3 separate regions of the Mus musculus genome follow, and regions 1 and 2 are each linked to region 3. Evidence: chromatin loops called from intact Hi-C (ENCODE). Cell type or tissue: left cerebral cortex. All regions are shown on one strand. Each heading gives the region's core, and the rest is flanking DNA. Links, peaks and the distances in the headings are about the cores only.

The links. Peaks named below come from ENCODE experiments on the same cell type or tissue, not always from the same donor. Only the 100,000 strongest peaks of a DNase experiment are listed, where the experiment ranks them.
Region 1: a loop joins it to region 3, with 5 times the contacts of the local background. A loop is called at or near these places in 6 of 42 quality-filtered maps.
Region 2: it touches region 3 in a loop (3-fold over the local background); 3 of 42 quality-filtered maps call a loop at or near these places.

Annotation. Positions count from the first base shown.
Region 1 is chr12:17,261,647-17,272,386 of GRCm38, forward strand. It overlaps Pdia6 (protein disulfide isomerase associated 6), which reads left to right and starts at 4,943. Exons shown (of 13, transcript NM_027959.4): 1 at 4,943-5,005; 2 at 8,750-8,891. The coding sequence starts at 4,987. In left cerebral cortex, for the core only: no CTCF peak of the experiment used is centred there; DNase peaks (open chromatin) are centred at 4,878 and 5,849; H3K4me3 peaks cover 2,085 bases; H3K27ac peaks cover 1,182 bases.
Region 2 is chr12:17,285,277-17,290,276 of GRCm38, forward strand. It overlaps Atp6v1c2 (ATPase, H+ transporting, lysosomal V1 subunit C2), which reads right to left. Exons shown (of 14, transcript NM_133699.2): 11 at 3,720-3,857; 12 at 2,807-2,904. Among named protein-coding and RNA genes, the nearest start is that of Pdia6, 21 kb to the left of the region's middle. In left cerebral cortex, for the core only: no CTCF peak of the experiment used is centred there; no DNase peak of the experiment used is centred there.
Region 3 is chr12:17,344,359-17,355,098 of GRCm38, forward strand. It overlaps Nol10 (nucleolar protein 10), which reads left to right and starts at 4,135. Exons shown (of 21, transcript NM_001008421.1): 1 at 4,135-4,261; 2 at 6,158-6,203; 3 at 8,283-8,381. The coding sequence starts at 4,196. Gm46336 (a long non-coding RNA gene) reads right to left here and starts at 4,044. Exons shown (of 2, transcript XR_001780553.2): 1 at 3,924-4,044; 2 at 1-190. In left cerebral cortex, for the core only: a CTCF peak has its summit at 5,925 (motif pointing left); DNase peaks (open chromatin) are centred at 3,505 and 4,074; H3K4me3 peaks cover 1,784 bases; H3K27ac peaks cover 1,149 bases.

The DNA of each region.
Region 1 (10,740 bases), core at 2,574-7,573, 83 kb before region 3:
GCCTCCTAATAGAGCCACTCCCTGGGCCAAGCATATTCAAACCACCACAGTGACTATCACAGCAAAGGGCTTACATTAAATTATGACAGAAGTGGCTGGATCATAGAAGGAGACACATTGGCTATTCTGTAACAGGTATGGATCTAGATGCTATTGGAAACATGAAAAAAATCAAAAGTTTCTACTAGCCAGGCGTGGTGGCACATGCCTTTAATCCCAGCACTCGGGAGGCAGAGGCAGGTGGATTTCTGAGTTCGAGGCCAGCCTGGTCTACAGAGTGAGTTCCAGGACAGCCAGGGCTATACAGAGAAACCCTGTCTCAAAAAACAAACAAACAAACAAACATAAAACAAAACAAAAGTTTCTACTAACACTTGGCTGTAATCTAGAATGATTAGGTTCTTCTTAAACAAAGCTTTTGCATAGAAAAGCTTAAATATAAAAGAGGCTTTGGCTACAGATACAAAAAAAAAAAAAAATCCCCTGGGAAGAGAGTCTCAGTGAGGTATTGTCTGGATCAAAGTGGTCTGAGGACATGTCTGGGGGAATTATCTTGATTATGTTCTTTAAGGTAGGAAAACATGCCCACTTTGGGTGGCACCATTCTCTATATAGGAAATCTTAAACTGTATATAAATAAAGTTGAGTGCAGGTATAAATGTATTAACTCCCTGACATTATTGAACAGTACAAGACGTACCACATGAGGAAAGAGTGAAATTCTTACAGAAATCTTTAACAGAATTTACAAAGGATTAAGTCTCTTACTCCAACTGACCCAGACAATAAACAGTACTACAAACATCATTATTTATCAACCGATATCCATAAATGAATGTTCACAATAGAAAATGGCTTTTGAATGTTTCATGCTATTTATTCAGTTCCGGAGTTCAAACCCAGGACCTCCTAGCAAGTTACGAAAGCACTCCATCATCTGAGCTACATCTCCATTTGTCTTATTGGCAAAGTCCATGAAGCCAACTACATGGTGCAGAGCACAGTTGTGGTACACAGTAGGCACTCAGGAAATCTGTGCCTAGTGAAAGAATCAATTCTAGTGGGAAGGAATGACCACATCTCTTAGACTTAAAAAAAAAAAAAAGAATGGGGGTGGGGGAGAATGTATCTGGCATCCCAGAGCCTCAGAGCTCAGATGCAACAATAGTCGGGATGGACTGGGGTTTGCTGCAGTAAGTACAGAGCCAAACTTTGGTGGCTTATTTCAATGAGAGGCTGTTTCTTTCCCATTTACTGTGTCTGTCATAATCCAGCTTCCACTCAGCTCCACCGGGCATCGTGGAACCTGAGGATGGAGTAGTCCATATCAGAACACTGCAGATCTCATGGCAGCGAGGAAGGACAGCAGCCCATGCCCACACTGGCTCTCAATCTGTGTAGAGGCCACACACCTGACTTTTACTCACAATAGTGCAATTAAGCAGGACACAGATTATAAATTGCCAGCAGCAGTATCAAGTGTGGCCATTCCTACGAAAAACATTGCAACAATGACTCTAACATAAATCACAGAATTATCACAGGAGCAGGCAATTGTATTCCTAGTTATAGTCCCTAAGAACTGAAGATATTTGACCATCAGTGACTATAGGAATATTAACACTGAAAGGGAAAAAGTCCCCAACTGTCTATCAACAGAGAAATGGGTAAATAAAACATGATGCATCACTGCACTGGAAATCTAATCAACCTTAGAAAGAAATGAGATTCTAACACATGCTACCATATGGAGAGACTTTGAAAACATGTATGGCAACATTCATATGACATGTTGAATATAGAGAATAGGCTAGACTCTGAAAGGACAGAATTGATCCAGCCTGTATGAAGCATTTACATTAGGCAAATTTCTAAACATGGAAAGTATGATGACCAGGGATGAGGGGGAAAGATGAAGTTCTTGTAGGCAGAATTTTGTTTGGAACAATGAAAACTCTGGATGTGGATACTGAGTGGGGGCTGGAGGTGTGACCCCAAGGCAGAGGGCTTGCTAGCATGTGTAAGGGTCTGATCCTCAGCGCTGTGAAAAAATCCAAAGCAGGGAATTGTATATACATTTTATCACAGTGAGGAAGCAAACAAAAAAGAGGTTAATCTTGGGTTCTATGGTACCAGGGTCTTCACTGAAGCAGAACCCAAGGAACACAGCACTATCACTATAATGTGCCTTTGTCTCCTTGGCCTCTGTGTGGGCTGTGTGCTCCCTGGCAGGGGCTGTGCCTCCATCAGGACCTGGCATAGTTAGGCTGTGCCTTAGGGTTTTGTTTGTTTGTTTGTTGTTGTTTTTCCTATTCTGATAAAACACTGACCAAAAGCAACTTGTAAGGAAAAGGTTCATTTGGGTTACTAGTTACAGCCCATCCTCAAGCGACACAAAGGCAGGAAGCCGAAAACAGGAACTGAAGCAGAGAGCACAAAGGAACTCTGCCTCCTGGCTTGCTTCCTTGCTCCTGTTGTCACCTTTCTTATACAACCTAGGACCGCCTGCCCAGGGAAGGCTGATCCCTCCTCCATGTATTAGCAGTTAAAAAGGAAAAAGAGGTGCTTGCACAGACATACCCACTGGCCACACTGATAGAAGCAAATTTTTAATTGAGATCCCCTCTTCCCAGGTAACTCTAGCTGACGTTGAGCTGACAAAAGCTGACCAGCATAGACTGTTAATATCCTCTTTGCTTTTAATGAAAGGGAATGGTTCCTGCTTATCCTGGTACACATTTGCAAGCCAGTCTCCGTGTACAGTAGGCTTCATGGAAAGGTCCACGTTTGCCTTACTCTGCGACAGATTAGATGGGGACCTCATGAGTCATGAAATGGACCAGAACTATTACCACTATCAGGACTGGTTTTGAGTTAGGACTATGGTGTTGTTCACATAGCAGGCCTAAAGAGGTAGAGTCAGCTGGTAGCTTCAGAATGCACGCCCCTTTTTGACACGTTGTGGCAGCTTGATGGTTCATGTGAGGAGGAGGAGGCTGGGTTAAGGAATAAGAAATGAGGGGATCCCCTGCAGGTGATCAGAATTAAATTCCTACGTCTGGATGAAAACAGGATTTCATTCCCAGTCCTTATCCGTCAAGGGAAAGGATCTCACTGGAATTCCATTTTCTACAGCTGCATATTTCAGGGGGAAACACAGAAAGCTGAGGAAAGCCTCAGAAAAACAAGTAGCATTTCACCTCAGGGCCTTCCAGGAGAACACACCGCCCAACTATGTCTCTCTGCAGACCTCACACACCTCTGCTCTGACTCCACACATAGCTCTGTGATCACTGGCACCTTCCTGCAAAGGTGGAGCTAACCAAGGTTCCAGAGGGACTTCCTGTCCCAAAATAAGCAGTGTGCCTGCTGTGGACAGGAAAGCTTGCCAATGGCTTACAAGAGTCAGCCTTGTGGTTCTGGTGCTCCTTGGAGCCTCATTTGCCTGCCAGTCTCTCCAAAGGCACTCCTAGGGCTCCACCTTCCAACAGGGCACCACTTCTCCTGGAGCCCTTTGCCCAAGAGAGCTCTGGCCAGGGTCAGCGTTGTTTTGTCATTCAGTAAAAAGAAGCTATTATTGTTGTTAAAATTTTTATTAGCATTTAAAAAATTTAGACAGGATCTCATGTAGTCCAGGCTGGCCACAAACTGACTGTGTCGCCAAAGCTGGCCTTGAACCCCTAATTCTCTTGCTTCCTTTTCTTTAGCGCTGGCACTACAGGTGTGTTACTGTCTTAGTTGGGGTTACTGTAGCTGTGATGAAACACCATGACCAAAGCAACTTGGGGAGGAAAGGGTTTGGTTTATCCTTCCATGTTGATTATTCAAGAAAGTCAGGGCAGGAAGGCAAACAGGATGGGAACCCGGAGGCAGGAGCTGAAGTAGAGGCCACGGAGAGATGTGGCTTACTGACGCGCTGCTCAGGACTTACCCTCAACCTGCTTTCTTATAGAACCTAGGACCGCAAGTCCGGGGACCGCACCACTCACAATGGGCTGGGCCCTTTCAATCACTAATTGAGAAAATGTCCTACTGTTGGATCTTATAGAAGCTTTTTTTTTTGTTGTTTTTGAGGTTTCCTCTAGCTTGAGTCAAGTTGCCATAAAACTAGCCACCATAGTCACCATGCTGTGTTTCTGTGGTGCTAGGGATCCTAGCCAGGGCTTCACGCATGTTACTCAAGCACACCAACAGAAAGGCATCCCCTGCCATTATTTTTCTATTGTGTCTCACTCTGTTAGCCTTAAACACCTTTGTAAATATTGCAAAGCAATACATTTTAGCCCTCACCCCCAGAGCCAAGAACGATAAACCCCGCAGTTTATACTCTGAGGGTCTAGGGGCACATGAGTGAACAAGGCTTTGCAATCAATTTAACAAAATAAAGTTTGGAATGATACTATATACAGAATAAGTTTGGCAAATGGTTTTCACTGAATGCTGAGTCCGCGAACAAAAGAATAAATAAGGTCCCAAACACACTGAAGTCTTAGGACTATTCTCCCGACATAAAGGGACAGTTCAAGGAATGAGAGCTGGAAGGGGCCACGAGAGAGGCAAAGAGGAAAAAGAATGAAAGCCAGGAAGAAATGAGGACCCCTTAGTCCTGGGTTTTTTGTTTTGTTTCAGTTAACTCAGAAAAAAATTAGGGGAACAAGGGGTACCCCGCAGGAACAGGGCCGGAGGTCCCCTGACCCCGCCCCTTCATTCCCCGCCCATCCTCGCCCTGCCCCGCCCCGCTCCGCTACTCCGCTCGCCCCCACCCCCGAGGAAAAAAAAACAAACCGGTAACCTCTACCCGGCCGCTTTCAATTGGCCACGCACATGAGCGAAGTCCACAGAGACCAATGAAAGGCGGCCACGGCGTGGCGAGCCCTTCCGGCCCGCCTCCGCGCGCCGGCGCACCGCCCGCTAGAAGCCGAGGGCGGGACGTGGGCGCGGCAGAGCCGAGGCAGCGGCGGCACGGACAGAATGCGGGTGATCGGCATGGCTCGCCTGGTGCTCGGTAAGCGCGGGCCTGTGGTGGGAAGCCGGTCGGAGGCAGCCTGAAGGGCCGGGGCCGCGAAGCAGGGCCGAGTGGAGGGACGAGTTGCCGGGCCTGCCTGGGGACTTCGCGGCGAGCTGGGTGGGAGAGGCCAGGTCGGGCCCACTACGGGAGGCCCCGGGGAGTCGGAGACTTGCAGCCTCTGCTCCCCACGAGTGCGGTCCGCCTCCGGTCCAGCTCAGCCTTCACTTTTATAGGCAGATAGCAGAGGCCTGTCCCGAAGGTGTCTTAGAAGTGGGCAGTGCCCACTGACCAAGGCCTCACAACTCCTGAGCACTTAAAATGCCTTTGGTCGTCCACCCAGGTGTCCGGGAATGATGTTTAGCGACTCGTGGGCGAATCTGAGGGGCCCTCATCTCCCGGCTGTCCTTGTAAATGGGCCTATAGTTTTTGACATTAGTTAACTCAGCTGATCCTGGCTAGAAAGTAGGAGAGGGAGGTGGATCCCTACACCACTTCTCCCTCCATTTACTAGTTGAGACCCGGAGCATATTTTCTCACTGCTCTGCCAGCTTTTTTCAACCGTGTTCGCCCCATGAGCTATAGTACATATTTAAAGAGAGTAAGCAAGAAAAATACTACTTTCTGGGTTACTGTAGAGAGCAGATGAGAGGGAAAGATTTAATCTTTGGTTTTCCAGTGAGTGCCTGTGAAAAAGTGATTCTATCAATTAACTCATTATTTTAATAAGGTAGTCAGCCTTTTTTTTGGCTACCCTGCTGCCAGCGGCTGCCAGGCAGAAATGTTACTGGTGTGAATTTATAACACCCTTAACTGCTACAGAGATTGAATGGGAAGCCACAGATGGCAAAACCATCTGCACGCATAGATTGTGGACCCTGGGAGTTCTTTTTTTCCCGGTGGTGCTCATTATCACTGTGTAGAGTGGCCATGTGAATTTTAGAAGCAGGATTTGATGGGTCAGCATTGACCTATTCAGCCATAGTAAACCACCACCACCACCCCGGGTGGGGGTGGGGCTGTTGCTTGGAGAGCAAGTGCAAGGAACAGTGTATTTGATTCTTCCTAACCCTGTTAGATCATCTTAGAGCCATCAGTTGGTAGGCTGAGGCAGAACTGGGTGGTTCCACTTCTCTTGGCCATTAGGGCATCAGGGGAGCAACATGTTCTCTGCAGGCTCCCACAGGGATGGAGGCTCCATGCCTCAGGAAGGCATTCCTCTTCCATGGCTGATATAGTAAGACTTCTGTCTTTACACTTTGCCTAGTTCCTTGAGAGCTTCTCTTAACAGATGGCTACCCTATCAAAGGTCTAAGACCTAAGCACCTTAAAAGTTAGGGTGGCCATCAGTCAGAAGTCGATTATAACAAGGTTACATGGGAGATGATTGGTAGTCCGTAATGACTTTACCTTCCAAGTGTCTATAACTAGACTTTTTTTTCTACCTTTCAATTTTCACAAGACTCAGTGTATCAAACAAATATGAATTCATGACAATTTCTTTTTTTTTTCTTTTTTTTTCGAGACAGGGTTTCTCTGTGTAGCCCTGGCTGTCCTGGAACTCACTCTGTAGACCAGGCTGGCCTCGAACTCAGACATCCTCCTGCCTCTGCCTCCCAAGGGCTGGGATTAAAGGCGTGCGCCACCACTGCCCAACTTCATGACAGTTTCATAAACAAGATAAACTTACTAGGCATAGTAGCATGTGTCTTTAATCCCAACACTCTGGAGGCAAGCACTACTATTCCTTTCAGCGAGCATTACCATCCAATAGAAATACAATGCAAACTGTGTGTAATATCCTAAGTTTTCTAGGAGCCACAAATAAAAAGGCATAGCAGAACAGCTAACAGTGTTTTGAACTAAGTTTACATAACAACTGCATTTACGGTGGCAAGCCCACTGGATTATATCCCCCTAATGATGAGCTAGCTGTCCCTGTTTGTAGCTTTGACCTGGTGGTGAGATAGTCTCCGTGTGTGCTTCTTAGTGCACATCCTATCTTTAAGCCACACTCATGGGTTAACATCATGATTCCAGCATATAACCAGTGAGAGAATATTAATAGAAATTTGTTTCTGTTTTTCTTCAAGTCTTTGGAACCAATATGTTTCCTTACCATTGGAGAAGCTTTCAGTTTGCGGTAGCCACATGTGGCTGGTGGCTTTCAGAGGGGATAATAGTTTGAGGGAACAGCCCCACTGGCTGAGCCAGCATCGAAACATACTCATCCTGCCCCACTTAGTGAAAATAGTGGAAGCCTTGCAGAGCTCCTGATTCAGGGCATCTTGTTCAGACCCTCAGTGTCCTCGGCCTCTCCCACTATGCACACATATCCACGCAGACCACTTGCATCTCTAGGGAGATGCGTCCCTCCACCCCACATGGCTCTTGCTCTTCCCAGGTCTTCACAATGAAACTCATGTAAACAGTTGTCTGTGTTCTCTGGACTTCTTCCCTCCGCTTGTCCAGTCCTCTGTCCTCTGCTGCTGGTTCTTTTCACTATCACAGTAGCCCAGGTGCTCACAGACAACAGTGTCATTAAACATAGCAGCTTCAGCCCTCCCTGCTCTGCCTTCTGGTTGTATGTTAGCTGTTAAATTCAAATGTAGTGTACTTCTTAGACATTTAGATTAGCATATACTCACAGTACAGAGAGTAGCTATTGTGTGACATTCTCATGCATGTATGTAGTGTACTTTGACTATATTCACTACACTCAACACATTACCCATTGTTGTTCCCTCTCTCTCGGGTCCCATTCCCCTTTCTCGATAGTTCCTTCTGTGATATCTTTGTATTTGTGTGTGATGTGGGCATATTTGGCACATTCTCTTGAGTGTAAAGGTGTCTGAACCCGCAGAGGCCAAAGGGACATGTTGAGTGTCTTCCTCTATCTACCTATTCCCTTTAGAGAGGGTCTGTAACTGAACTAAAAGCTCTCTTTTCAGCTGGCCAGCAAGCTTTCAGGATCCTCCTACCTCTGCCCTCTCCTTCTCCACAATGGGGTTGCAGACATAAAACCATGCTCAGTTCTTTATATGGTCACTAAGGGCACGTGGATGGTTATGCTTGCCTAGCAAGTGCTCTTATTCACTGAGCCATCACATCTGCTTTCACATCTTTTTTTAAAAAAACAAAGCAAAAACCTAGGGGCTGGAGAGATGGCTCAGCGGTTAAGAGCACTGACTGCTCTTCCAGGGGTTCTGAGTTCAATTCCCAGCAACCACATGGTGGCTCACAACCATCTGTTATGGGATCCGATGCCCTCTTCTGGTGTGTCTGAAGACAGCTACAGTATACTTATATATAAAATAATAAATAAATCTTTAAAAAAATCAACTGGATTCCATCAGATATAATGTTCTTAAATAATATATCTGTTTATTCATGCCAAGACTTACTGAATCAACAACTTGGAAACAGGAGTTAGAGAGCTACTCTGATATATTTGCATTGAATATACATGGTCCTTTTCTTCTTGTGGTTGCTTATTTTTTAAAAAAAATGAAGATTCCTAGATTCTGGCTAGCTGTGAAGACTCAAGTGGTTGCACTCAGAGTTAGAAGCAGCAGCTGTAATGGTTGTGAGTTCTATGCCCTTCATGCTCAGTACTACAGCGGGAAGAAGGAAAGAGCTGGAGGGAGGCAGGCCTGGCCACCCTCTTCTGCAGGGGCTTTGGGTGGGGGAGAGCCTCGTGCTGGGGACTGTGCTGACACTGCTGTGTTTTTGTCGTCTGTTCAGGTCTGGTGAGCTGCACCTTCTTTCTAGCAGTCAGCGGTCTGTATTCTTCTAGTGATGATGTCATCGAGTTGACGCCATCAAATTTCAACAGAGAAGTTATTCAGAGTGACGGCCTGTGGCTTGTAGAATTTTATGCACCATGGTATGTATTATAAAATAGTTATACTTTTTAAAGACTTACTTGGTTTTTGTTGTTCGTTTGTTTGAGACAGGATCATTAGCCGTGGCTGACCTGGAACTCACTCTGTAGAGAAGGCTGGCCTTGAACTTGTTGAGATCCGACTGCCTCTGCCTCCAGAGTTCTAGGATTAAAGGCATGTACCACCAGGCCTGCACATGAGTGCAGGTTTTCTGTGTGGTCTAGGTTGGTCTGGAACTTCCACTATGTGGCCCAGACTGGCTGAGAACTGAGATTACAGATCTGTACCACTATGTCCAAACAGTTGTAGAAATGGAGACTAGGAGACTGGCTTGCACATGTCAGGTCTCTTGAAAGTCATGGCAGCTGAATCAGTTGTAGGGTGGTCTGGCAAGGTGTCTGAGCCAAGTGCTGCCGTGCTTGGTGGCCTGAGTTTAATCCTCAGGACCCACGTGTTGGAAGGAGACCAGGGGCTTTCGTACATCACAGTCTGTAATCATACATAGTAAACAGTGCTGCATTGTTTACTAGTTAAAGCTTTTGATGATGAGTGGAAAGTATGTGAAATGTGTCAGGGCTGTAGTGGTAAAGCAGCAGACTGTAAGACCCTGAGAGAAGTTAGTCTGCAAGCCACATGCCTCTGAAAATGAGCCAACACAGGGGGTTGGACTCTCAACTGTGAACAGCATCTTGTAAGCTTTGGAAATGGATGCTCTTAGTTACTTTCATTGCTGTGGTAAAACACCATGACCATGCAGCTTTAAAAAAAAGGAATTTATGTAGACTTACAGCTCCAGAGGGTTAGAGGCAGCAGGCAAAAGGCATGGTTCAAAATGCAACAGAGAGAGCCAACTAGAAATGATATGAGTCTAAACTCTCAAAGCCTGCCCCAGTGATGTACTTCCTCAAGGCTGCACCTGCTAAGCCTGTCCAAACAGCGCCACCCACTGGGGCCTGAGTATTTCAGTGTCTGAAACTAGGGAAGGGGAATCTCATTTGAGTCACCACAGGATATGACATGAGTTTTATTTAATTTTAAGGCAGATTCTTGCCAGGTTGTCTAGGCTGGCCTTGAACTCATTTCCAAATTTCAGGGAAGCCTTTCCCTCAATCTCCCAAATTGCTGGCATCACAGACCTGTGCTACATGGCCTGGGCTCACATGAAAGCCTTACCATCGAATTCTGAGACCTTAAGTGGATGTATTTTTGGGTGTTCCTGATAAAGGTCCTTTGGTGGATTCTGAAATAGTTCTAGAAACTTAGCAATGCTTCTCAGCAGATTTAAGGGCCAGCGTAGAAAGTGGAGGTGTGGTGTCAAACCTTCATGCCAAAGTGAACCTGGCTCTTTTTATAAAGGTACGTATGGTTTTAAATCCAGTTGCTGGTTTCTGTGGTTAGCCCATCAAATAACTACTTGTACAGGCTGTTAATAATTGACTCTGTGAGACGTTTTTCACATTCAGCTTCTTACCTCTTGTGTTGTGGGTAGTTGATTTGCTTCTGATAGCTTCAGTGCAGTTTCCCTGTGAAACTTTACCTGATGGTGTGATTTTGAAGGCAGGTTCTAGGTGTGGTGGGTAATGATTACGCTGGCAGGCTTATGAATAGTATTCTAAGTAAGACATGTCTAGTTAGAACAGTCCCTTGAGCCTTGGATTCCTTCATACAGTAAAGTTGAGCAGAGCATAAGAGTCAGGCAGCATGGCACATGCCATCGGTTCTAGCACCCCAGAAGCTGAGGTGGGAGCGCTGTGAGTAGTTCCAGGGCTGCATAGCAAAGCCTTTTCTTAAATAAGAAATAACAAAACACTTGAGGGGTTTGGGCAAGCGGATCAGAAGTTCAGCATCTAC
Region 2 (5,000 bases), core at 1-5,000, 62 kb before region 3:
CAGTGTAAATACCAGCCAAGAGGGTCTGGCCAAAGTATAGGAGCAACTCAAGTGACTGGGTGGAGAGATAGCTCAGTGGCTAAGCACTTGTTCTACAGGACTCCAACTCAGTTCCCAGTACCCATGTCAGGTGGCTCACAGCTGCCTATAATGCCAGCTCCAGGGGATCCTACAGCCTCTGGCCTCTTTGGGCACCTGTGTATATGTCACAACATATGCACACATGCGTAAAAGTAAACCCTAAAAAAAAAAAAAAAAGAATGGCTGTAACTGACACAACTTGGAAAAGCAAAACTATAAAAAAAGATAACAGGTCCTTGGGTGCTTTCTCTAGCTTCTCCATTGGGGGCCCTGTGTTCCATCCTAAAGATGACTGTGAGCATCCACTTCTGTATTTGCCAGGCACTGGCATAGCCTCATATGAGACAGCTATATCGGGGTCCCTTCAGCAAAGTCTTGCTGGCATATGCAATAGTGTCTGGGTTTGGTGGCTGATTGTGGGATGTATCCCGGGTGAGGAATTCTCTGGATAGTACATCCTTTTGTCTTAGCTCCAAACTTTGTCTCTGTAACTCCTTTCATGGGTATTTTGTTCCCTATTCTAAGGAGGAATGAAGTATCCACCCATTGGTCTTCCCTCTTCTTGATTTTCTTGTGTTTTGCAAATTATATCTTGGGTGTTCTATGTTTCTGGGCTAATATCCACTAACCCTATAGGTGGAACAACAATATGAACTAACCAGTACCTCCAGAGCTCGTACCTCTAGCTGCATATGTAGCAGAAGATGGCCTACTCGGCCATCACTGGGAGGAGAGGCCCCTTGGTGTTGCAAACTTTATATGCCCCAGTACAGGGGAATGCCAGGGCCAAGAAGCGGGACCTTGGTGTTGCAAACTTTATATGCCCCAGTACAGGGGAATGCCAGGGCCAAGAAGCGGGAGTGGGTGGTAGGGGAGCAGGGTGGAGGGAGGTTATAGAGAACTTTCGGGATAGCATTTGAAATGTATATAAAGAAAATAATAAAAAAAATAAATGGAAAAAAAATATCCAATAAAAGAAAAAAAGGACAATTCAAAAAAAAAAAAAAAAAAGATAACAGGGCCAGGTAACCAAAGGCTAAAAAATGATACTAAGTCTCTGAACTGTACTAACCATTTCTGAAGGTCACAGCTATGACAAGAACCAAGAGCTCATGGCTCCAGCCACCTGTACTTGAGTTGCTCAAGCAACAGAACTGAACTTTACAGGTCTCCAATCAGCTGTTACTTGTGCCCACTAAAGGAGCACAGCAGAAGTCCTGTCAAGGTATATTCTTCTTGCTCAGCCTTTGGGTGCATAGCAAAGAGTTTCAATCTGACCAATCATTTCCTCAAGAATCACTGTGCCTGGGGTGTCCATTATTCCAGAGCAGCATTCAGATGCATCAGTGAGCCAAGGTTCCACTCCCATGCCTGGCCAGTGTGGCCAGTGTCTGTGCCCCAGATGAGTGTCCTCCGTGCCCGTTCTCACCTAGCACAGAATTTCCTAACTAGTGTCTGTGTGCTGTGGAAATGAGTAGGGGGAATCTGTGGATACCACCAGCATGGCCACGAATTCCTCCCTGGCCCCTAAACCTTCCCAGACTTCATTATTCCTGGAGTACAGCCCTGCCCTTCCCACTATGTCTGCAGGGGCCACTGGTGCCTCTGCTTTTGTTGGCCAAAGAGGACCCCTTGTACTGACTGTCCTTCCTCAAGACAAGAGCCATACTGGCTAACCAAGTGATCATAACTCATAGGCAAATCCCAGGTGCGCTGACAGCTTAGTTGATCGTTGGCCAGAAACTCTAAGTGATCTTCTTGCCTTGGCCAATTACAGCATGAATACAACATGTGGCTTCAGGGCCATCTCATCCTCCTAAGTCCTTGAGGTCTCTTGGCTTCTCTGTCAGTGACATCCAACCTCCTAACCCTCCTGTGACAGTTAAGATGAACATCGTCCCACCAGAATATGATTGCAGCAGGGTTGACAAGTTCTCCCACTGCCTCAAGGCCATACCCCAGGATGCTCCCCTAGACTTCTCAGTAGAGAAGCTGCCTCCTCTCTGGTGAGGTTAGCACTAGATGGCATCTTGCTGTCTCTGGGTGCAGGCTCCCCCAATACTGTCCCCATACCACTGTGATGGCTCACTGTCCCTTGAGAGTCAAGTCTGCACACCCAGTGTCCTGTGTCATTCATTCTTCATTCACTGCCTGCCTTTGGAAAGCACTTGCTGTGTGATTCCCTTTCCATGAAAACATTGAGAATGATGTTTTTGCTCAGGATGTGTTTGCTCTTAAAACAACATGTGCTTGGTTTGCTCTATGACACTGAGTCACCGAGTACACACCATCCCTGACAGGTGATTTGGATTCACACCTGAGCTAACCTATGGTTTCCACATTTTCCACAGTGGCTGTCTTCCTTTTATTTTAAAATGATAGAAATTAAGATGAAATCATTTTTTCAGGTGTGGCTTTTCTATAGTGGGGAGCTACCTTGAAGACTACCCTTGGAGGGTGGAGAAATAAGACAGCCTGGGAAAGTCTAGGTACCACTGGGGCAGTGCAATAGCAGAGGGTCTATGTGGGGTACACAGGTGAGTGAGGCAGGCAGAGCATACGAATGAGTCTGGTAGGAAAGAGTGAGTCCTGACGAGCAGGGCACACATGGCCAACAGGTTCCTTTGACGGGATGGGAAAGATTGCTAAGATGCAGCCACAGAAAGCAAAGGGCAGGAGGGCAAGGGAGAGAGATGCTGCCCAGCCCAGCATCCCTGCCACGCACCTGAGCACAGACTCCACAAACACTCTCAGGGCCTTAATGTGGATCCAGGCAATAAAGGCCTCGCTGAAGTTCACCTTGAGCCAGCGCAGCAGAGGTCCCTGCAGAGATGGGAAAACTATGTGAGCCTCTGGACACTCAACTAATAAATACCAAGAAAGGGGCTTGCTATATATAGAGCATGCCCTGAGATGAGAAGAAAGGCCCAGGAACCAGCAGAAGCAGAGATAATTGGGAGAACCTAGGGAGGCTCATGACCACTGCATGCAGGCACCTGACACTGGGAAAGCTCTAGGGGCAGCCACCGGCACATGCAAGAGGCCACCTCAGACCAGCGGTAGGAAGCTGGGCAGCTCTTGACCTCAAGTCTGTCACTGGCATCTGAAGGCTCTTGTCTGACACTGAACAGTCAAGAAGCCCACCTCATCGGAAGGTACTGCCCTCAGAGTCCAGCCCAACCATCCACGAGTTGACCTGGCAGGGCTCTTAAAGCCCCATCCAGGCCATATCTGTTGCTGCTGCAGAGCCTGGTGTGGTTGTTCCTTAGGGGCAGCCCCCACCTGACATTTTAAACTGCTGGCCAAGGCCAGAGATGGCCCAGCCAGGACAGTCAGGGAGGAATGCCGAGCCATCAAACCACCCACCCTCCAGCCAGAGCCCTGCCCATCACCAGTCACCAGCTCCAGCCACCTTCAGCCAGGGCGCAGGCATCCCTTCCAGATGACAAGCCCCATTCCCTGCCTAGAGAGTCAGCTCCAGAAAGTCCATGAAGGTTAGGACAGCAGGATTCTAGGCTCCAGTTTCAGCCCTCACAAGCAAGAGCAAACAACACCGATTGCATAGATTTGATCCTTAGAAGAGCCTCAGCTGGGAGAGAATTGAGCCAGGAACCCCCAGGGTTCCCAGGGGTGCTTACCTCACCCTCGCCCTCACTCTCTCTGTCTCTGTCGGTCTGCCCCGCAGCAGGCCTAGCAGGGTTACCTAGCGGGGCTACCTTAACCTTGTGGTCACGGTAGGTGGCTGATCCCTTTTTTAGAGCAACACAGGAAGTTGGCTAAAGGTACAGAAATGATTTATTAATCTTTCAGCAAGTATGTATCATGAACACAAATAATTCTCATGGCCTGGGAAACAATATGCAAGCAAGCTCTGGAATCCCTGCTCACAGAAGGGTGTGGCAAGGCTCCAAGGTCTGTGGTTTTGGATACTAGGGAAAAGAGCCAAATCTATGTGCCTGCTTGGGTCAGAACCCCAGCAGCAGCAGACAAAGACAGCTCCCAGATGTATTATTAAACTCTTCTGACCTAGGGAGCTCATTTACACTCAGGAACAGCTTCCTCCTTGTCATTCATAGGACCTATATCACATACAGGACACTAGAAAAGCACACAGCCAGGCCACTTTATCACCTGTCTGTAAAAGAGTAGAAAACACAGGGTAACTCAACCCTGTGTTCACGGAGTAAGCCAGCCCCAGTAACTAAAGGATAGGGAATGCTTAGCTTTATCCACTCTCAATCAGACCAAATGAGAGAGATTCTCAGTGCTGGGGTGAGTGGGGGTTCTCACTGACCGTTCCGAAGCTCCGTTCACCAGCACAGTTCCTGAGTGTCTCCCAGGAGCTCTGTTTCCCATACACATGGAAACCCTAGCAGGTTCTCTGGGGCAGCTGGGGCCACAGAAGTCTATGGGTAAAGACACCACCAGCTAGCAATCTAAGCCCCAAGGTGCAGGCAGCAGGCTCACTTGTGTCACTCAAATACACAGGGTGGGTAACAAATGTCCTACTTCACCTACAGGCAGAGTCCTTATGATCTGCCCCCATCCAGGGACATAGCAGGGACTCAGGAGAGCAACAATCAAGGAAAAGCCCCACCTAAGGGAAGGCTAGGCATTTGTGATGGACAGGGTCCCAGGAAGCTGAGGTCAGGGAAGGCACCACTGGCTTCTGTTCTTGTTGGTGATAGCCATTCCTGCCAGAATGTCCATGTCTATGGCATTGCTCCAAGAAGCTGAGCACCCTCAGAAGCTCAGGGGCCAGGCCTTGGCTAGGATCCAGTTGACTTTGGATCTGGGCTCTGTGGGTGCGGGCTCAAGTCATACACATGACGTGTGTATGTGTGTGTGTGTGTGTGTGTGTGTGTGTATCCACATGGGCTTGAAAATGAAGGTGTCACACTTGCCTATCATGTACAATA
Region 3 (10,740 bases), core at 2,935-7,934:
CAGCTGAGTCCAGCTACTCCCTCAGCTGAGTCCAGCTACTCCCTCAGCTGAGTCCAGCTACTCCCTCAGCGGCTGTCGGCTGGGCAAGGCAGGTCAGACCTTTGGGGTTGGATGCGCAGAGACTTTGCTCATGTTGAAGCAAAGCCTGTGTTCTCTTCTGTGCAGTTGCTGACTATCAATTGTGCTGTTCCTGTTGGAGAGACAAGTGGATGTGTTTGAAATAAAAACCATCTTTGTGGAGCTATGTGGTATCAACAAGGGCTAAAGCGTATGAAACGCTGAAGGCCTTTGGGTCAGGATAACTTCTCCCCCTTCTTTCTATTTGTGTGTGCTGGGATCACACCCACAGCCTTGAGCTTGCAGGCAAGTACTGACCCACTGAACTAAATTCCTAGCAAAGAGTGCTATGTTCTGTATGCATCTCTTCCCTCAGATTTGGATGTTGAAATCCTCAAGGGGATGGTTAGAGGAAGGGGAATGGTATTAGAGGAAGGGGTCTGGGGAGTGGGGTGGTTGCCAGTCAGCTTTCTGAAGCTGTGACTAAACACCTAAGAAAGCAACTTGAAAAGAGGACAGGTTTACACTGGTTCTCATTCTCAGAGGTGTGGGTCCCATGGCTTCGAGGCTCCATGGTGGCAGGAACATGTAGCCCAGGAGGGGATATGTGCCTCAAGCTGTCAGGAAGAGTGAGATTAAAAAAAAAAACAGGAGAAAAAGAAGGTAGAGAAAGAGGAAAAAGAGGGGGAGAGAGCTTCCATAGGCATGCCCCCAGTGAACTACTCCTCCAAGCTGGCCCCTACTTAAAATTTTAAAAAATTCTTTACATTATTTACTTTGCATGGGGGTGGGTGCACATGTGTTTGGAGGCCACAGAACAACTTGCCAGAGTTATCTCTCTCCTTCACTATATGGGTGCTGGGAATCAATATTAGATCACCAGGTTGGGTACAAGGGCTATTACTTGTTGAGCCCAGGCCCCAACTCTTAAGAGCCTATTCAGGTATCTGTTGATCAAGTTGGAGCTGTTATAATCCAATCACTTCTCAATATTATCATCAGCTGGGGATCAGTGTTCAACACATGAACAATTTTAGGGAGTATAACAGTTCATATTCAAACTATAGTGGGGGATGATAGGGTTAAGGGTGGAGTTCTTATAAATATGTTTTGTGGGTTTGTTGTTGTTTTGTTTGTTTTTAAGACAGGGTTTCTCTGAGTAGCCCTGGCTGTCCTGGAACTCGCTATGTAGACCAGGCTGGCCTCAAACTCATAGAGACCCGACTGCCACTGCCTCCCAAATGCTAGAATTAAAGGCGTGTGCCAACACTGCTAGGCTGTAACTGGAGTTCTTATAAAGTAGGTTTTAGGAAGCTCAAGGTCTTTTCTACCATGTGTCTTTCTTAGTAGTGAGAAAATGCCCATGAAGGAAGTCAGTCCTGACCAGAGCTGAGGGTACCCTGAACTTTGACTTACTTGCCTTCAGAATTCTGAGAATTTTCTGTTGTTTATAAGCTACCCAGTCTGAGGTGTTTTGTTACAGCAGCCAGAGTGACCAATGGTTTCATCTATCAACAAGTATTTACTGCGAGGGTCCTACACACCTGTATTGGCTCAGGCAGGGGCCATACCGATGTCACTGACTGAGGATGAGGGAGGTGCTCAGAGAACTACAATCCTTGATGCTAATCATAGGTTTGCTTCAAAGTACCCAATAATCCAAGGATGCTGAGGTCCCTAGCTGCCTAGTGAGGCTGGGCAACATATAGAGGCTCTAATATATTATTTAATATTTAGTGACAAATACATAAAAGTAGACCCATCCTAGGATGAATAAAGACTTGTAGGTTCTTTAAAAAGGACAATTTTTGGAGTTGGGAGAAATGGCTCAATGGTTAAGAGCATTTACTGCTCTTCCAGAGGACTCAACTTTGGTCCCCAGCACCCTGACAACCACCTGTAACTTCAGCTCCATGGGATCCAATGTCTTTAGATGTAGGTACCTGCACTTCTGTGCAAATACACACTCACACACACACTTTAAAATAATAAAAACAAAGTAAAATGAGTCCTATTAACTTCAAATGGACTGCCATCTTAAGGGAACTATAGTCCCCATAGAAAAAAGCCAACTTTAGAAACAACAGCCTTACATTTAGTTCAATACTATCAAAGTTGCAGGATATTTTAAATAATTGCAAACCAGTCAGAGAAAAAAACCCAAATCTGTTATTAATGACATTCATACAGAACAGAAAAATGAGCAATATATTTAACAGGTGAGTCTTGGTAAACAGGTAGAACTTGGGTATAAGGGCATGGGAGGTATTCTGAAGTCCAGCACAGCAAACCTTCAGATATGACACCAAATGCTCAAACATCTAGGTGCTACAGGAGACAGTACTGAGCTGAAACAAAATGGCCTAGGATCTTTAACCACATTAGAAACAGAACACATCAACAAACTGTCCAATGTTCTTGCTTTGATTTTTCTTTTAAAATGTTTATGTATTTATTTATTTGTCTATGGACATGAACATGCCACTGAGGGTATATGGAGGCTGGAGAATAATTGGCAGAAGTCTGTTCTCTACTTCTGTCATGTGGGTTCCAAGGACTCAGGTCATCAAGCATGGTGGCAAGCACCTTTACCTACTGAGCCTTCTGCCCAGGGTGGCCTTGAATTCACTATATAGGTATTATCTTCAACACCTCATCCTTTTGCCTTCTCTGAAGTGCTGAGACTGGATGCACACACCACCATGCCCAGCCTTTTTCATTCTTCCCTTTTTTAATACTACAGAGATGCCAAGGTTTAGATCTTCAATATGGGAACCAGAGGCAGAAACGGGCTACTCTACAGATTTAGCCAAGGTGACTATGAAGACAGCATTGAGCTAATAAAAAGTGCATGGTGGAACAGTGAATTAAGGAAGCTGGTTTTAGAAGTAGGCAGTCATGGTGCTGGCAGGCAATTGTGGTGATAAATAGATCACAACTAAGGTCTGGAGGCCAGAGAATTTTCTAGTTTTGAAGACACAAAATAACTTTTGATTGAGTTGAGATATTACACGCTAAGTTTTGGGATTCTAACCTCTTTATACATTTATTTATTTATTTATTTTTGTTGAGACTGTAATCCAGGCCTTGGTAATTCTCCAGTCTCAGTCTTTTAGACACTAGAATTTTAGGTGGGGGTCACTGTGCCTCGCTTGGGAATTGGCAATTCCTCAGTCTAATTTGGAATACGAGCACAAGAAGGTACTGTTTCAATCACCTAAGTCAAAAATTCTTGAGCACATCTATGGGTGATCCCAGAGGAAAGATCAGTCGTCCCAGAAAGGAGTGAAGCAGCTGTTTGAACTTTAAGGGGCTGACAGGGACCTGCAACTCAGCACAAGGTGGTCTGAGTGGTGTCTACATGGCACCATCTTAAGACCTGGGAGTCCGGGGACTGTGCCAACACTACTTGATAGAGAAACAGCACAGAAAAGTTCTGTAGCAGATCGCTCTGCTCAGAAAGAAAAGGCTTCCACCAGAGTACAAGCCTTTGCAAAGCCAGCAGGAACTAGTGAGCCATGGCCCAGGGGCAAATGAAGATGAAAGCACCCGACCGTAGTTGCCGAGAGGGCTTGAGTGGACCCTGACTATGAGAGCGTAAGTGCCTATCAAAGAGTCGACTGGAGCCAGGGTTTGATAGTGGTTTCACATGACTTTGGAGAAAGCATTACTTAACCATTCTCTCTTTCCCAGACTCGTCTTTTCATAATGTGTTTGGAAGAGGATATAGAGAAAGACTGGCGAGGGTCCTCTGCTGTTAGAAAGTCATCCCAAGGCCTCTGATGTGGACAACAGAACTTCCTAAAAATGGTAAGTGGTTATAACTGTCACATTCTAGTCTCAAACGATATCAGGTTCAAACTCACTTCCCCATCTCATGCTTTCTCGTACGATTTTTCTTTTCATTTTCGCTTTTTCCAACCCCAGAGCACATCTCCCCGGACCCGCTCTTGCCGCCTCTAGTGCCTCCGCCCTGGGGCAGCCTAGTGAGCGCGCACTTCCGGAGCCAGGAAGTGCGTCATCAGCTCGCGCCAGTTCCCGCACGTTGTGCCGGTTCGCCTCGGGTTTGGATGCTAGGGTATTCGGGTGGGCCGGCGTTCTGTGACTGCGTGCCGGGCTCCGGCTGCTCCGCGCTGCGATGCAGGTCTCCAGCCTCAACGAAGTGAAGATTTACAGCCTCAGCTGCGGCAAGTCTCTTCCCGAGGTGAGTTCTCGCCCCCTCGCCATCGCCCTGGGAGCGTGTATCTCTAACTTACCATCGGCTGACCGTGGTGGCTGGTTTTATGTCAACTTGACACAAGCTAGAGTTAACTGGAAGGAGGGAATCTCAATTGAGAAAATGCCCCCATAAGATCTAGCTGTAGGACACTTTCTTAATGATTGATGGGGAAGAGCTCAGCCCTTGGTGGTGCCGTTCCTGGGCTATGGCTCTGGGTTCTATAAGAAAGCAGGCCCAGCAAGCCAGTAAACAGTACTGCTCCATGGCTTTTGCATAAACACCTGCCTCCAGGTTCTTGCCCTGTTTGAGTTTCTTCAGTGATGGACCGTGATGTAGAAGTGTGGCTGAAATAAACTCTTTTCTCCCCAAGATGCGTTTGGTCATGGTATTTTATCACACTATAAAAACCCTAAGACAAGACCGTTGTTTTGCCTGCATTGGGTTCACGTGTAAGAACGTGCTAACTGTTTAGAAACTACTCTCACGTGCTTTAATTAAAAACCTTATTGCCTGAAAACAGTCAGAGCAATACAGTCACAGACTGCAGAGAGGAGGACTGTGGCTCACCCTTAGTCTGTTTAAAGTCTCATCCTGTTCCAAATGCAGACTGCCTTGGTGTATACTTAGGGTCTAGGGAGGTGAGTTCACATGTTTAGAGATTATTTTGCCATAACTAGTAAGAATAGTACATTGACTTTTCCCTTTTAGAAAGGATTTTTTTTTCTATTGGGGGCATTTAACCTCAAATTTATTGACGTTTTAAGCTGGACAAGTCTTGTTGCTAGTGTTGTTTGCCAGCATCCCTGGTCCATACCTACAAGATCCAATTGTGATGACAGACTAAAATGTAAAGACTTGCCATAAGCCATCTGGGAAGCAAAATTGTCCCGGTAGAGACCCAGCCACTCAGTGTCACGATAACTGACTAGTGCTTTGGTTGCTGTTCATTCAACTGTTGCCTGTAGAAGAAAATCAGCTTCCAGTGAATGTGCTGGTAAAAACCACTTCTTATCCAGGGTCGTCTATTAGGCCAGTCATAGGTCTGTTTCTATTCTTTGTAAGAAATACATTTGGCTGGCAAAGAGACACGTTTATAATCCCAGTGCTTAGGGCGCTGAGACAGGACATTTGTGAGCTTGTGTTCAGCCTGGGCGACAGAGCTTACATTGTGTGACTCTATCTTAACACAGGAATATGCACACACATTGGGTGCACTCACTCCATATAGAAATTAAAACCCATCATTTCAAGAGTTTGCATTATCTTAGCTTAGATGGATTAATTTTATGCTTTTATAATTCTTTGTAAAACAGATGCTTTAAAATTGTTTAGTATATGTAAATATATTTTTTAGAAAGTCCAGAATATGAGGGCTGGAGAGATGGCTCAGCACTTAGATTACTGACTACTCTTCCAGAGGTCCTGAGTTCAATTCCTAGCAAACACATGGTGGCTCGCAACGGTCTCTGATATGATCTGATGCTTCTGGTGTGTCTGAAGACAACAACAATGTACTCACATATATAAAATAAATTAGTCTTAAAAAAAAGCTGGGAAGTGGTTAAGAGCACTTTCTCTTCTTCCAGAGATCCTGAGTTCAATTCCCAGCAACCACATGGTGGGTGGAAATACTTTATTCTGGGATCTGATGCCCTCTTCTGGTATGCAGGCATACATGCAGACAGAGCACTTACATACATTAAAAAAAAAAAAAAAAAGTGAAAATCCAGAATATATGTTATCATGGAGTTAAGATTATAGAATAGTCCTACTTTTCATTTTATTATTTCCTGTAAGCATACATTTTCTCAAATGAACATTATTTTGCATGTGGAAGATAATTTAGGTGTGTTTTAAAGTGCACTGTCTGCTTTCTCGTAGTGGCTTTCTGACAGGAAGAAGAGAGCACTGCAGAAGAAGAATGTCGGTGAGTATGCAGGGTGCTCCAGCTTGTCATCTGCCTGTGGGCAGTGTCCTCAGTTCTCTGGCTCTCAGGCATGGGCTGTGGGAAATAAGCTTTTTGCCTTCTGTCTTTGGCATTGTTGGCCACTGTTCTCCTGGTGGTGTGATGTCCCCCTTCCGGTTAACAAGGTAGCCTCTCCCCCTCTTATGGATGGCAGCGAGGCTCCTGGGTTAGAGACACAAACTTCAGGATGCACGACATGGCAAGATGGCAGGAATTTCAGCATGTTTATCCCAGTTGTCCCTTGAGTCAGCATGGTTTGGATGAGGCCTGTACACAGTGGGTCTACGTTTCACAGAGGAGCCCAGAGGTGGGAAGCCCACTGTTTTGGTAGCAGGCAGAAAACAGGCCTGCCCTTCTATGACCTCCTTTGTCAAATTCCTCAATTGCCAACAGCCCTGAGACATGGCTCAGGTAAAAGTGGTCAGACTCTTGCAGGACTGCCATACTCAGCAAAGTGGCCCAAGGAGGACTGTCGTTCAAAACAGTTCTGTAACTGCTTTGTTCCTAATGTGTCAGAAGTTTTATCTGTTAGTTGAATCTCTGTGTTTTGCAATAGACAGACAGTAAAAGTTTTCTTTATAAACAGAAGAACTTTGTGTGTAAAATGTCTGGATGTAAACAATGAGACCCATTTGTAACTCACAGTTTATTCCCATTAAACATTTTCCAGTTCAGGTTGCCACGAAAGGAAGCTTACCTTCCTGAAGATTTCAGATTTTAGCTGAATCTCTAAAAATGGAGAGCTAGGAGGGTTTCAGCATGAGATTGAGATCTTTTGGCAAGCTTCTTGGAAAAAACGGGCTCTATATAGTACTAAAGTCGGGTAAGAAGTGAGATTTTTAACTTGGAGGAAACAAATGCTGCCTGGAGCTTACAGACTGGGGCTTTATCTGCTCCCCTTCCAGGGCGTTCACGTGTAGCAAAATGGATTCAGGTTATTTATGGGAAGAAACTGTTTTCTGGCCTGCGCAGGACTAATAGGTGTCTAGCAATTCAACTTGTTCAGTATTTGATTTTTTTGTTCCTTGTGATGCCAGGGATTGCACCCAGGGCCTCAACATGCTAAGCATGCTATTTAGCACTATGGCACATCCACAGGCCTTCCTCTAATCTTAATATCTGGGTTTTATATGCAAGGCATAAATATGTCATAGATAAGCTGTGTTCACAGTAGTGACCAGTCAGAATTCTTACCCTGGTAGAGAAAAATATAGTTTTTTGAGAGTAGGTCTTAGTGCTGTGGTCCACAGAGGCTGCACTAGGTCTTCCTCTAGCCTGGGCCCTCTTGGCCACAGAGAGGCAGAGCTAGCAGGCAAGCATCAACTCTACGCTAATTTCTTTGATAAGCCTAAGATTTTGGAGGCTATGCCTAGATATGTTTAGTGGAAATGCTGTATTTTGTTGCAGCAGTGACTGATGATGTGTTAGTGTTCCTCCTTGACTGAGGTCTTTAAACTCTTTCTGATTATCATTGTGGACTTTTCAGTTAAAGAACATGTTCTTTCTTTTTAAAACATGAGAAAAAAGTCAGTTTTCCATTACGGTAGCAGAGTACCTGAGGTAACTCAAAGGAGGAACGCTTTGTTTTGCCTGTACAAGTTGTTTTGTTGCTTTCAGGCCTGTGGTGAGGCAGCACCTAGTGGTGGGAACTCATGGTGGAAGGGGCTGTTCACTGTTTAGCATCTAGGAAACAAGAGGAGATGGAGCAAGTGAATATCCTATAGTCTCCTTTGAGGGCGTGACTCCAGTGACTAAGACCTCACACCCCTCCCCCAAAAGTTTTACTACCTCCCAGTTAAAACTGGGCCCAGGAGCCAGACCTCTGGACACTTGGGTCCCTGGGGGGTTTCGGATCCAAACTGTTGCCTGGTAGGAGCGAAGCAGAAAGCTGGGTGGGCTGCTGGGGTCGTTCTCAGGGCTGGGAGCCGTTGGATTGAATCCTGCTGCCTGCAGTAGCTGTGCCTGTCCGGCATGCCCTGTGCTCCTTCTCTGATGCTCGTGTGGAACAAGTTTCCATCTCTCCCCCTTCCCTCTTGGCAGATGTTCGTAGGAGAATTGAACTTATTCAGGACTTCGAAATGCCTACTGTGTGTACTACTATCAAGGTGTCAAAAGATGGACAGTATATTTTAGCAACTGGTAAGCATTTCTGTGGTTCCGATTTATCTGTGTTCCTAACAGGAAGTGCTCTAGTAGGAAAAGGTCACCCCTTTGTTTACCTCAGTGTTTCATTATATACCTTTTCAGACATACAGAAATACTCAGAAGAGTTTAATGAGCACTCATTTATCTGTGACCTAGATTCTGCACTGAATAGTTTACTGTGTTTATTTATCAATCTATATCTTTTTAAAATGAGTTTTCGGAGTAGGTCACAGATAACAGCTTTTTCATTTTATTTTTAACTTTTGGTCTCATTATGTATCCTAGACTGGCCTCACAGTCTTCCTGCCTCCACTTCCAGGTGCTGAGATTGCAGGCATGTGCATCCATTCCAGGTTTTGCCCATTCCATTTTAATGGCTTCATGTATACCCAGCCAATCCCTTTGTGCTGTATTGATGGCTGGCTCAGTACCAATGCTGTCCATATCTGTAACCCTGTGGGTTGGTTTTTTTTTTTAGGATTTATTATTTTTATTTGTTGTTTTTATTTTATGTATAGCAGTAGCATGTAAGGTTAATGTGTGTATGCCTAATGCCCAGAAAGCCAAAAGAGCTTTGGATCCCAGGAACTGGACTTACATACAGTTGTAGGCATCATGTGGGCCCTGGTCCTTTGGAAGAGCAGCCAGTCTCTTAACAGTGATACCTTCAGCCTCTGTTTTTATTTTGAGAAACTGGGAAAGAGAGTTGAGAAGACCTGAGATGTTTGGACACAGTTACTGAGAGCTGGAAGGAACTTAGACCTTTAATTCAGGTCTTCTAGATCCAGAGATACTGAAAGATGGGCCCAGTGCTCTTTGGGGTAGGTCAAGTGGTAGGGTTTTGTTACTATTTGATGTAAACAGGCTCACACTATGCAGCTCTGGCTGTCTTAGACCTGGCTGTGTAGAACAGGTTGGCCTCAAACGCACAGAGATGCCCTTGCCTCCCAAGTGCTGAGATTAAAAATGCATCACCAGGGTTTGGTCCCCAGCACTGAAGAGAAGGAAAGGAGCACGTGTGAATCTGGCCTGACTCTAAACTGAATGTTTCCAAAAGAAGCCAAGAGGCTGCTTAGCTCTGTGACCGGTCACAGCTTGCACATGCCCTGGTCTGATTCCTGTGGATAGTAAATGTCCCTGTCTTGACGTTTCAATCTCCAGGAACAAATTTTATCCAACTTATTTTTAGCCACAAGTCCTAGAGCAGTGACAAAGATGGAGGCAGTGGCAGAAGCCAGAGATGAAAGGCCTAGCTCTACCACCCTAAGCAGACAGCAGTGGATTCCTAAATCCACTTCTATCTCCAAGGAAAGGGCCAGAGTGGAGGTAAACAAGAGGACCCTACACCCAACCACACTGTCCCATAACAGTCACTAGCTGTACAGAGATATTTAAATTAAAAGCAATTACAATCAAAACTTCGGTTCTGGGACTATCAATGTTCATTATTGATGTTCATCATTGATGAAAAGTCTCTAAGATAAAAGTAAAGCCTACCTGGTGGTGGTGGCGGCGGCGGCGCACGCCTTTAATCCCAGCACTTGGGAGGCAGAGGCAGGTAAATCACTGAGTTTGGGGCCAGCCTGGTCTATTAGAGCGGGTTCCTGGACAGCCAGGGTTACGTAGAGAAACCCTGTCTTGAAAAACAAACAACCAACAACAACAAAGTTATCTTTATTTTTCCTCACTGCAATGCAAGCATGGTACATTATATGGCATGCAAACATTATAGAAGAACGTGACGTAAGATGTGAGCATCCCTAGGCAGTTGCTGTGTCTACACTTTCTCTACTCACCATCTCTATGCAGCTGCCTTTAGCTTCACAGAATTGGGATTATATGTACTGTGTTGCAGTCTTCGAACTCACTTCTCTTACCATTTGGGAGCTGCTGAGGTGGCTCAGCCAGTAAGGGTGCTGGCTGAGGAGCCTGAGTTCCATCCCTGGACTCCACGTGGTGGACAGAGAGAACCAACTGCACGGCACACATTGGGAGTCTGTTATTGGTGCTGCGGCTCTGCTCATCTTTGTGTGCACCATGTTTCCTGGTGGGGGTTACCACCGTTTATTTAAGCAAGGCCCTATCAGTGGAGCCTGTTTGCTTTTAATCTTTGGCCGTGTGTGACACAAGGTGCAGTGACATTCTTCCTGTAGCTGTTATGCTTGTGGCTGGGTTTCTGTAGTCCTAGTGGTGTAAAATGAAATACAGTTTCAAGGTGAATTTCTGTCACATACCTTACATGTATTGGACATTATCAGGGAAGTTGACTGACACAAATATTAAGCATCCTTTTTTGTCTTGTCAAGCTGTTTGATTGTTTCTGTCTTCTTCGCTGGATTACTGTGACTCTTCT